2 separate regions of the Mus musculus genome follow, and region 1 is linked to region 2. A link is a loop called in an ENCODE intact Hi-C map of the cell type or tissue named here. Cell type or tissue: heart. All regions are shown on one strand. Links, peaks and the distances in the headings refer to the core of each region. The heading gives the core; the rest is flanking DNA.

Evidence for each region. Hi-C counts contacts between places; a loop is a spot of excess contacts. Peaks named below come from ENCODE experiments on the same cell type or tissue, not always from the same donor. Only the 100,000 strongest peaks of a DNase experiment are listed, where the experiment ranks them.
Region 1: it touches region 2 in a loop (3.0-fold over the local background); 1 of 42 quality-filtered maps calls a loop at or near these places.

Annotation. Positions count from the first base shown.
Region 1 is chr8:122,548,666-122,554,032 of GRCm38, reverse strand. Piezo1 (piezo-type mechanosensitive ion channel component 1) reads left to right here and starts at 2,704. Exons shown (of 51, transcript NM_001357349.1): 1 at 2,704-3,058. The coding sequence starts at 2,995. In heart, for the core only: a CTCF peak has its summit at 2,351 (motif pointing right); DNase peaks (open chromatin) are centred at 2,552, 3,512, 3,712 and 4,882; H3K4me3 peaks cover 3,146 bases; H3K27ac peaks cover 3,034 bases.
Region 2 is chr8:122,373,495-122,378,861 of GRCm38, reverse strand. It overlaps Gm39270, which reads left to right and starts at 1,778. Exons shown (of 2, transcript XM_030243895.1): 1 at 1,778-2,501; 2 at 5,322-5,367. The coding sequence starts at 1,791. The coding sequence ends at 2,429. Zc3h18 (zinc finger CCCH-type containing 18) reads right to left here and starts at 2,246. Exons shown (of 18, transcript NM_001029994.1): 1 at 2,062-2,246. In heart, for the core only: a CTCF peak has its summit at 2,385 (motif pointing left); DNase peaks (open chromatin) are centred at 2,271 and 3,304; H3K4me3 peaks cover 2,627 bases; H3K27ac peaks cover 1,866 bases.

The sequences.
Region 1 (5,367 bases), core at 150-5,149, 180 kb before region 2:
TACCATGCCCGGCTTAGTTGGGGTTCTACTGCTGTGAACAGACATCATGACCAAGGCAAGTCTTCTAAGGACAATATTTAATTGCGGTGGCTGACAGGTTCAGAGGTTCAGTCTATTAGCATTCAGGCAGGCATGGTGCAGGCAGAGTTGAGAGTTCTACATCTTCATCTGAAGGCCGCTAGCAAAGGACTGGCTTCCAGGCAGCTAGGAGGAGAATCTTAAAGCCTACACCCACAGTGACACGCCCACTCCAACAGGGCTATACCTTTTAATAGTGCCATTCCCTGGGCTGAGCATATACAAACCATAACAGGGTGTTTCTGCATCCTGGAATGTTAATTCCAGTAGAGACAAGTAGGGGTGACTGGTCACCTCTCAGAAAAAGTGGGGACCCTACTGGCAGAGTTGCATCCCTCTGTCTACTCTGGCCCTGTGCCATCCTCTTCACCCTGGGGACAGTTCTCAGTGTAATGGTGTACACCTGCAATCCTACACACCTCCTGTCGGCTGCACAAAGATCAGTTCAAGGTTATCCTTGAACTACACAGCAAGTATGAAGCCAGGTCAAAAGACAGAGGAAGAGAGAGAGGGAGAAAGGTGATACAGAGGTACCAGGGCTGAGGGCCAGGCAGGCTGTTGCTGATCTGGCCTGATCTGCCTCTCCCTGTTTGGCAAAGGACAAGAAGGAATGTTCTGATACTAAGGATCTGGTCTGGTTTTTGTTTTGTTTTGTTTTGTTTTTTGTTTTTTCGAGACAGGGTTTCTCTATATAGTCTTGGCTGCCCTGGAACTCACTTTGTAGACCAGGCTGGCCTCGAACTCAGAAATCCACCTGTCTCTGCCTCCCAAGTGCTGGGATTAAAGGCGTGTGCCACCACTGTCCTGGTCTGTTTTGTGAGTTTTTTTTGACCTAGGTAATGCTTGTGTGTGACTGACCAGGATATCAAAAGGAAGGAGGCTTGCTTGCATGCCAAGACTGCATACTTGCTGTGGCGGGCAAGGGTGGCGCCAGTTTTTCAATGGTAACATTGTATCTTAGAAGCTGCTCCCACAATTCAGGGAGTCTTCAGATGCTCTTTAAACTGCTACAACACTGTAGGATACAGTTTAGTTTTTTTGAGAGTTCCCCTGTTTGTTCCTTTCTGTTTTTACCCTACAACTACTTCAATGGTTGTGAGACATAAACATTTCAGTTCCTTTGGGACAGTGGTTCTCAACCTTCCTAATATTGCTTAATTAATTTCTAATATTGCTTATTTATTTATTATTAATTATTTTTATTTATTATTAATTAATAATTAATTAATTAATATTCCTTAAGACACTTCATGTTGTGGTGACCCTTGACCATAAAATTATTTTGTTGCTATAACTATAATTTTGCTACTTCTTTTTTTTTTTTTTTTTTTTTTTTGAGACAGGGTTTCTCTGTGTAGCCCTGGCTGTCCTGGAACTCACTTTGTAGACCAGGCTGGCCTCGAACTCAGAAATCTGCCTGCCTCTGCCTCCCGAGGGCTGGGATTAAAGGCCACGCCCGGCCTATAATTTTGCTACTCTTATGAATCATAATGTAAATAGCTGTTATGTAGGATATCTATTATGCAACCCCTATGAAAGGGTCGTTCAAGGCCCATAGCTGTCACGACCCACAGGTTGAGAACTGCTGCTCAAGGAGCAGGTCTGAATGAATTTCTGAACCTTCCCGTGTCTTAGCAGCACCCCTTCAGAGTCAGACTAGAGGTGAGTCTTGGAGACCAAGCTAGGCAGTTTAAATACTATATGTCCAGGGAAAGCCTGCATTTCTGGTGGTTCTGGAAAATTGAAGGTTCTGAAGTGTGATTGACTTTAGCCTGCTGGTGCCTTGAGGCTCAAAAGGGTCACATCATCACCGCTCCCGGTTAAGCCTCTGCCCCTAATGCTACTCATTTCCCAGTGCATCCTGAACTTGGTCCAACTGTGCCGTTCTTGACCCCTTTTCATTTCGTCTTTCCTATCCACCTTAATACGGAAGACTGAGCCAAACCAAGGCGGCTTGGGTGAGGTACCGGGCACGTGCCGGACTCAGACCTTGTCTGGCCACCAATGGGACAGCAGGTGCTCTGTCAGCTTTTGCTACTGTCTGTAGCACACTGACTAAAGCCAAGCCACACAGTGGGGGCAGGTGTGACTGGAAGCAGTCCCAAAGCCCCAACGCAGACCACAGTGGGATGCAGCTGTCTGATGCCACAGCAGTAAGGTGTCTCTCCACCCCAACCACCAAGGCCTAGCCAGCGTGGCCGCCAGTGCCACAGTTAGGGACTCTGACAGCCCCCAGAGGGCGCTGCGCCATCACGGCTTGGGGAACAAAGCGAAAGTTGCTCCAACCACGAGGGGCGCAGTTGCGCGTGGGTACTAAGTGGGTCAGGTCTTTGGGAGTCTTCTTGTATTGCCCCCACCCCGGGTCCCAGGCCCCGGAGCCCCAGGGAGAAGCGCCCCACGGGCACAGTGCGAGTAACTGCGCTGGGCTGAAGGAGGGTTTGGGGGGCGCGCGGGTCGAGGTCTCCGGGTCACCGGCACCAGCCAGGCTAGTAGGGCCGGCGCTCGAGCAGACTGCGCTGGGCAGCGAGGGGGTGCCTGGGCGCGCCTGGCCGTCGGGGGAAGCGCGGAGGCGGGCACTCCAGGGAGGGCGGGGGCCGAGCTTATAAAGGCCCGCAGGCGGGAGCAGGGAGAGAGCCGCCGCGTCGCCGTCCGGCCCAGCTCGGCCTCCACGAGCCGCCGTGAGTTCCGAGCCGGGCGGGCTGACAACCCAGCGTGCGCGGGATCCGGCCGTCGGGAACCAGAGGGCGCGGCCGGGCCGGCCGGCGACCCGAGATCGAGGCCGGCGGGAGGTCACAGCAGCCGCGCGCCGCACGTGCGGAGACCCGCCCAGAGTGCCATGGCGCGCGGTTCCTCCGGCCCTCGCACCTCCCTTTAGCCACGGCGGCGCGACCCCGGGCGGTCCCCCGGCCGCGGGGCATGGAGCCGCACGTGCTGGGCGCCGGGCTCTACTGGCTGTTGCTGCCCTGCACGCTCCTGGCGGGTGAGTGGAGGGCGCGGGCGGGAAGGCTGCGTCCGCGTCCCCCTGCGCCGCGCCGCCCCGGCGGGCGAGCATAGGCGAGGAGATTCCGCGGGACTCGCGGCCCAGGGCGCTCGCATTCCAGAGGCGTGAGCGCGCTGGCGGCCTCGGCGGGCCCGGCCCGGGCACCGAGTGGAAAGCACGGCAGGCAACGGCGAGGCGCGGGTCCGCGAGAGCCCCAGATAGCGCTGGGCGTCTCCACGCGGGCTGGGAGGAGAGGCCCGGGCAAGGGGCTGTTAGTGTCTGAGCTGTGAGGGGAGCGCGACTTTCTATTCTCTTTCGTAGTTAAGAAAAAAGAAAGAAAGAAAGAAAAAAATCAAACTTGCATCATGACTTCCTGACCAATCTGGGAGAAGGTGGCGTTCTGCCTGGAGCTTTTCAAGTCAGAAATTTCCTACCAGAACTAATGTTCCAGCCCTAGGCGCAGTTCTTAGTCTCAGTTCCGAGGTTGTCTGTCCAATGCTAAGCTCCTGTCTTCCTTGTGCCCTACTTGGTTACCTTCCAGAGGGACTGGGGCACAGGGCGCCCCAGGAGGCTCTGCCTGATGTCAGAACTGGAGATCCCCTACCTTGGCATACGTCCCTTTCTTGCAAAGAGCTTCTCTCTTTTGGTGTCATAGGTGCTGGGCTCCATTGCCGCCCTCCCAGCCTCACCCAGGGCACCTTGCCCAGCTGCTCACCCCCTTACACCTCCTGAAGCAGTCAGCACCCCTCCACATGTGACCTTCCTCGGGGTCTGATTAAATTAGCCCACAGAGAGTCAGTGTACCCACTGTGAAAGTTGGTCTGCCTCGTGGAAGTCCATCTGTTGGAGGTGGGGGGGTTGTGCGTGATTCCCTCCATCTCTCCACGGACACTGCTTGTGCACCCTGTTTCAGGAACAGGCTCCGGGGGGTGTCAGGCAACCCGGGCAATGACTTCCACACAGGCCAAGTTTTGATTTGTAGGACCAAAATGTGGTGAGACCGGGGTGGGGGGGTGGGGGGGATTTTTCAAGGCAGGAATCAATGAAAACCATTGAGCTCTGAAAGGAGGGGCCAGCGGATACTGTCCTCAGCTCAGCCCGGACTTAGGAGAGCCAAGGTCTAGGGCCCACATTTGTGGCTTCTTTTCCTCGCTGGCCTGTAGACGGTCAGACTGTAAATATAAGCAGAATGGGTGGATGAGAATGTAGAAGACGGGTACCCTTCTTAAAGATTCAACAAGAGCTGCTTCTCAGGCTCCTTCACTGACTGTCAACACTTGGGAACAAGGAGGGCAGGGCAGGGAAGAGGTGGTCCTGTTGTGTGCAGAGAAAGGCTTCTCCATCTTCATGGAAGAGGTCCTCTTTCACAGACAAGGGCCGTGCTTAAACAAAACCGGCAGACTTTTCTCTGACAGGCCAGATGGTGAATGCTTTCACATCATGAAATACTCTGATATTTTTTTCCAGCAGTTAAAAAAAAATGCAAAATCATTTCTTAGCTCGTGGACAGCAGTGCTACTAGCTAGAATTTATCCTTACCCTCCAAGGATCAGTCTGGGCTCTGAGGTCCCCTGGCTTTTCAGCTGTAGTATGTGGGTGTCAGAGGAAGCTTCCAGACTGAGTCTGGTTAGGATGTGAAGGAGGCTTTGCCAGCTTTGGGGGTTCCCACCCAGCCTGTGTGTTAGTCACCTGGGGAGCTTTCAAAAGAATATTGATGACTAATGCTCCTGTCTTTCCTTAGGCTCAAACTGTCCCCCCAATAAAATTCATTCATGAGAACATATCTAGGCACAGGCCACACCTACCCTGACACTGAGCCTGGGTGTGGGCTTGGCCACCAACAGTCTTCTTTATGCCTGGGGAGGTGGGCAAGGGATACAGAGCCAGCTAAGAGCTCTGTGTGGTGACGTAGGGGATGCTGGCATCCTGTTCATTTCTATGGGGTGTAGTCATCACTGCGGGACCTCTTGCTGGAGGTGGAACGTTCACTCCATCTCTTGTGAGGGCTCCCTCACCCTCCACCCTCTGAACAGTTTGAGTCCTATGTTTTGGAAACAAGGTCTTCACAGGTTAGTCATCTTAAATGCTGGGTGCTGTCTCAGGCCTTCCTGAAGGTTTGAATCATCCTGGGGTGCTTAGCCTCTTTGCCACTCCCCTAATCTGGAAAGTCAGGCAAGGTGATGCCCTAGTCCCATGGGAATAGTGACCAACCCAGGCAGACTTAACCCGGTGACCTGGAGACCTAGGGATCTGGATTCAGGAGGGATGTTTTGTGCTTGAGAGAGAAAGGACCAGGTCTCCTGATTCTT
Region 2 (5,367 bases), core at 78-5,077:
GCAGGGAACTCATGTGCTACATATAAGCTGTGAATCCGGGGATCCTCCAGCCCAGCTACAATGTTTACAATCTTCTTACCCACTAACCCAGTAGTGCAGGACTCTCACAAAGTTTAGAACTAACCTTTAGTCCTCCTATCCACAATGGTGAACCTGTTCAGGGGTGGAATGACAGTCTTTCAATATCTCTGTCCCCAGCTGCATTTGACATACTGGAAAATGCTTGACTAAACGACAAAACCCCATGAATCCAGGAACCACCTGTTGCATACTAGAAAGAGATCTAATAAAGTTGCCTGTTTGTAAAACATTGTAACAGAACTCCAGAGCAGCGTTCTGCTCTTGTGTCAGCAGCAGCTCAGGAAGGCCAAACTGACTCCAACCACTCTACTACTGACAGAACAGTTATGTCGTGGTCTCCTCACAGCTGGGTCATTTTCAGCAACTGCTACAAGCTACTTAATAGCCTGGCCTGGTGAATTTACCAATTCAGGTTAAAACAACTCTTGGGCAAACATGGGGTATGACTTGGGGAGGGGGGCAGGGTTTCTCATCGTAGCCCTGACTAGCCTCGAACCAATAGAGATATACCTGCCTCTGCCTCTGCCTCTTGCGTTCTGAGATTAAAGACTTGGTCACCACTGACTGGCCTACTACTGAGAAACGTGTTCCAAGTAGGTTTTGTTAAGGAGGCTCGATAACACACAAATACAACTTCTGGAAAACGACTTTTCCTTTGAACCAAGGTCTCACTTTGTAGCTTTGGCTGTCCTGGAACTCACTATGTAGACCAAGCTAGCTGGAACTAAGAGACCCCCTCGCTTCTGCTTCCCCCCAAGTTCTGGGATTAAGGTGTGGGCCACCATACTCAGCTGTGGGAGATGAAGTTTAGCAGAGCAGAGCCTATGTTGATGTCTAAGTTCTGTTATGCCTGGTTAAAAAAACTTATTCATAGCTCCATCCATGTATAGAGCAAGAATGTCAGGATGTTGAAAACACCACCCGCAAAGTGACTTAAGCTCTGCAAAAACTCTTCGGTAAGGAGATGGTCTCCTTGGGATGGTCTGCAGATGACAAGCTATCTCTTTGGAGATGAGCAAAGCAAACTTACCTGCTGAGTGTTCAGGAAGTAAATCCGAAGTGCTCTTAAAATGTTTGAGCATTCCCCATCTACGACTAGAGAGGAGTTTCAGCTTTGGGGACATATTGATTGGTTCCAGAACTGGCTGGCTTCAAACGTGTTCAGATCATTCGCATTCTCCTCTCAGGGGGCTGGGAAATGGGAACTAGCCTAGGGACAGAGAATCTCAACCTCTGCCTTGGGATAGGTAATGTGATGAAGAAGAAACAAATGCCTTCTTCTACTACCCTCAAATGGGTCTGAAGATTACTCTTGTTAATAAGTGCCAAGAAAAAGCTCATTTGAAACAGCTATTGTGCCCGGTAAACTCAGCTGTCAAAAGTATACGGGAAACTAAGTATCTAGTAGGGGCGAGACTATAGGTCTTAGTTTAATTTCCTTCTAGCACTACAATCGCCTGGCTACTTTACACTAAAGAAATGGCATCTCTAAGCTCACAGTCCAAGAGGCGAGGAGGTCACACTTCCTAAGCGACCCGGGACTCTTGGAGCACAGTGGGTCCGTCCAACCTGTGCTCGCTTGAAGTTGCGAGAGCAAGTTGCAGGAGGCTCCAGAGAGTTCAAAGTTCCCTGCAGAGCCCGTCGAGAGTCCAAGCGGGCCTCCTCCCGAGCCAACCTGCGCGATCCGCTCCCCTTTGTGGGCGGCGAACATGTGCCACGCCGAGTGGCCCGGAAGGGAAAATGACAGCTTCAGGAAAAGCAACTTCACCACGGCAGACCGCGGCGCGCCACGGCACCCGCCCGGACGTCCCAGGCCGCAGCGGGCTCGCGCCTGCCCGCTGTCCCGGCCCGCGCTTCGGCCCGCGGCTGCGCACAGCCGGGGGCGCGCCCGAGAGCTCGGGAGGCGGCGCCGGGCTCCGGGGCCTCGCTCCCGCCGCCGCTGGGGCGGCCTTCTCCCCGCCGCCCGCCGGCCCAGCTTACCTCAACGCGAAGACGGGAGGCGGCCACGGCTCCGCTGTGGTGGGGGCAGCGTGGACGAGACGTTCCTCAGCCTTTTCGCTCCTCACTGGCTCCGGCTTTGGGCACGACGCGGGCGGAACAAACGGGCTCCACTACCCGCGGGGGCCGGCCATTGTGCAACGTCATCAGGCCGCGACGGCCGTCTTGCGAACCGGCGGGCTTCCCTCGCTAGCCCCGCCCTCTTCCGCACTTCCTTCCGGCCTCCGCCGGCCTCGCCTCCGCGGCGCGCGCTCCCAAGGCTCTGCTACTGCGCAGGCTCACCGAGGTCGACCCCGCCCTCTAGCGGGCCTCCTGGCGGCGCGTGCGCAGTCGGTGGCTCTTCGTGGTAGTTGCTTGGGATGAGATCAGATGAGGAGCAGGCGGGATGCGTGCCGGAAAGGGAAAGCCCTTTGAGGCTCTTGGTGAGTGCGAGTGGACACTTCCAGGGTCTGAAAACTTAGCATTCGTTTCTTCAGGGCACGAACTTTCTGCCTTATTAAATATCAATATTTTGCCGGGCTGTATTTAATCCCAGCACTTGGGAGGCTGAGGCAGGCGGATTTCAGAATTCGAGGCCAGCTTGGTGTACAGAGTGAGTTCCAGGACATCCAGGGCTACACAGAAACCCTGTCTCGGAAAAAAAAAAATCAATACTTGACCAAAAGTGTTTTGGGGGCTGGAGTGTAGCTCTGAGGTTGAGACAGCACCTGCCAAGTATGTGCGAGGCCCTGGTACCCTCAAAAAAAAAAAAAAGATTTTGGAGTTGAAGGATTTAGATCCTCTTACCTGTTTCTGTGACGCTAAACATCTCTGGCATCGTTAAATTACCGTGACCCAGTGTAACCTCCCTGGGGAGGACTTAAACTGATTGGGTCATTTTTCAGTCCCCTCCTACTACCCAGATGGGGCTCAGCTGCTGGAGCCCGAAGTCCAACCCCCCCCCCCCCCCATGACCTGATAAAAGGTACGGAGATCATTAGGTACTGACCCCTTGCAAATTTTGAATCTGATCTTGGTCTTACTGGTTAGGGGCTGCCTGTCTTCCTCAAAGTGAAACCACCCGGATGCCCATAAACTGATATAAGGGGGGGGGGGAGTTCTGGTCTTACAGTCCTGCATTAATTGGGCCACAGAAAGGGATGAAGTTCAGACACATGCTACAAACACCGAGGACGCCTAGGAAGGCGCCAGTCATGACAAGTCGAATACTTTTGACTCCATAATGCGACTGAACTATGCCGCCCACCCTCCAAGTTACTTACATGTGAAGTCCTAGCACCAAGCTGGTATGGATTTCAAAGCAGAGCCTCTCCGTGAGGGTATAAAGGTGGGGTCTGGATCTCATAGATTGGTGTCCTTCAATAGATACCAAGGAGAGCTATTTGAGAGATCATGCTAGTGCTGGGATTAAAGGTGGCTGCCAATCAGGTCAGACAGAAGGTTCTCCCTCTCTCTCCCCCCTCTCTCCTATGTATGTGTGCATGTATATATGTATATCTCTTTTCATACACCACCACCACCACCATCTGAGGAGACAGTGAGAAAGCAGCCATCTGCAAGCCAGGATTAGGCCACGCTGGCCTCCCACCTCTGGAAGAAAATTAACACCAACTGCTCAAGCTACCCAGTGAAATGAGCCGAATCAAGCCAGATTAGATCTTATTCAAGCCAGGTTTACTGGGAAGCTGCTTGCCCGCGAGCTCACTGACCCCAAGGACTGAGGCCAGGGGAGTTGCCAGGTCTGCTTAGCTATGTAAAATATGCACCTTGGTCCCTTATAATGGGGTCTAAAACTAGACATTGTCCACCTGCATGCTACCATGCTCCCCTCCATGATGATGGACTGACTAATCTCTGAAACTGTGAGCCCCTAATTAAATGATTCCTTTTTATAAGGAGTGCCTTGGTTGTGGTGCTTTTTGACAGCAATAGAGCAGTAACTAAGAGACCAGACTTGAGTAGTTAGCATGGCAGTGCAAGCTGCATAATATTCAATTTATATAAAAATATAAAATAGGCGAGATGGCTCAGCGGGTAAAAGCTCTGACTGCTCTTCCAAAGGTCCTGAGTTCAAATCCCAGCAACCACATGGTGACCCACAACCACCCATAATGAGATTTGACGCCTTCTTTGGGTATGTCTGAAGACAGCTACAGTGTACTTATTTATAGTAAGCGAGCAGGGACTGAGAGAGCAGGGTTGACTGGAGTGAGCAGGGGTCCTAAGTTCAATTCCTCACAACCACATGAAGGCTCGCAACCACATACACACTCATTCTGTCAGTTCTGTGTCTCTGAGTCATACAGAGCTCTGAGATGGTCAGACAAACACTTCATAAGATGTTGGTGGCCACCGCAGAAATGCAATCAGTAGAGGCTGGGGAGATGAACTGGGGAACGAGTCGGCCTTCCAGATGGATTCTGAACTTCCCTCCTGTTCTCTATGCTCTCCATCCCTGGCTCTTGCCTGAGTTAATACCAAAGTCCCCTCTTCTCACTCTTGCTTCATTTAGAACCCAATTTCAGCAACTCCTGCAGTGGCTTCTTCAGCCACAAGATAAAAGCTACACTCCTGGTGCCCCGCCTCCTATGGCCTGGTGTCCCTGGCCCATTTCTCCCATACTCACATCCTCTTTCCTGTCCCCAGGTGTGCTGGATGGGATTTTCTTTTCTTCTCTCTCTCTCTCTCTCTCTCTCTCTCTCTCTCTCTCTCTTTCTTTCTTTCTTTCTTTCTTTCTTTCTTTCTTTCGTCAACTTGACATGAGCTAGAGTCACCTGAAAGGAAGGAACCTCAACTGAGAAAATGCTGCCCCCATAAGATCCAGCCATAGGGCATTTTGTAAATTAGTGATTGATGAGGGGAAAGCCCAGTCATTAGTGCATGGTGTTATCCCTGGGCTGGAGTTTCTGGGTCCTCTGAGAAAGCAGGCTGACTGAGCCATAGGGAGCAAGCCAGTGAGCAGCACCCCTCCATAGCCTCTGCCCTGCTTGAGTTCCTGTCCCGACTTCCTTCGATGGTGCTGATAATGACGATGACGATGAAGAACAGTGCTGTGGGAGTGTAAACCAAATAAACCCTTTCCTCACCCAACTAGCTTTGGTCATGGTGCTTCATTGCAGCAATAAAAAACCCTAACTAAAGACACCAGCTCTTCGCATGGGCCTCTCAAACTACCTGAAACCCCTCTGTCTGATTCACATTTATTCACGCCTGGGTCTTACCATGGATGGAATTCTTTTCAGCCACCCTCCAGATGTACTGGGGAGAGGTGCCACCTGTGTGTACTAC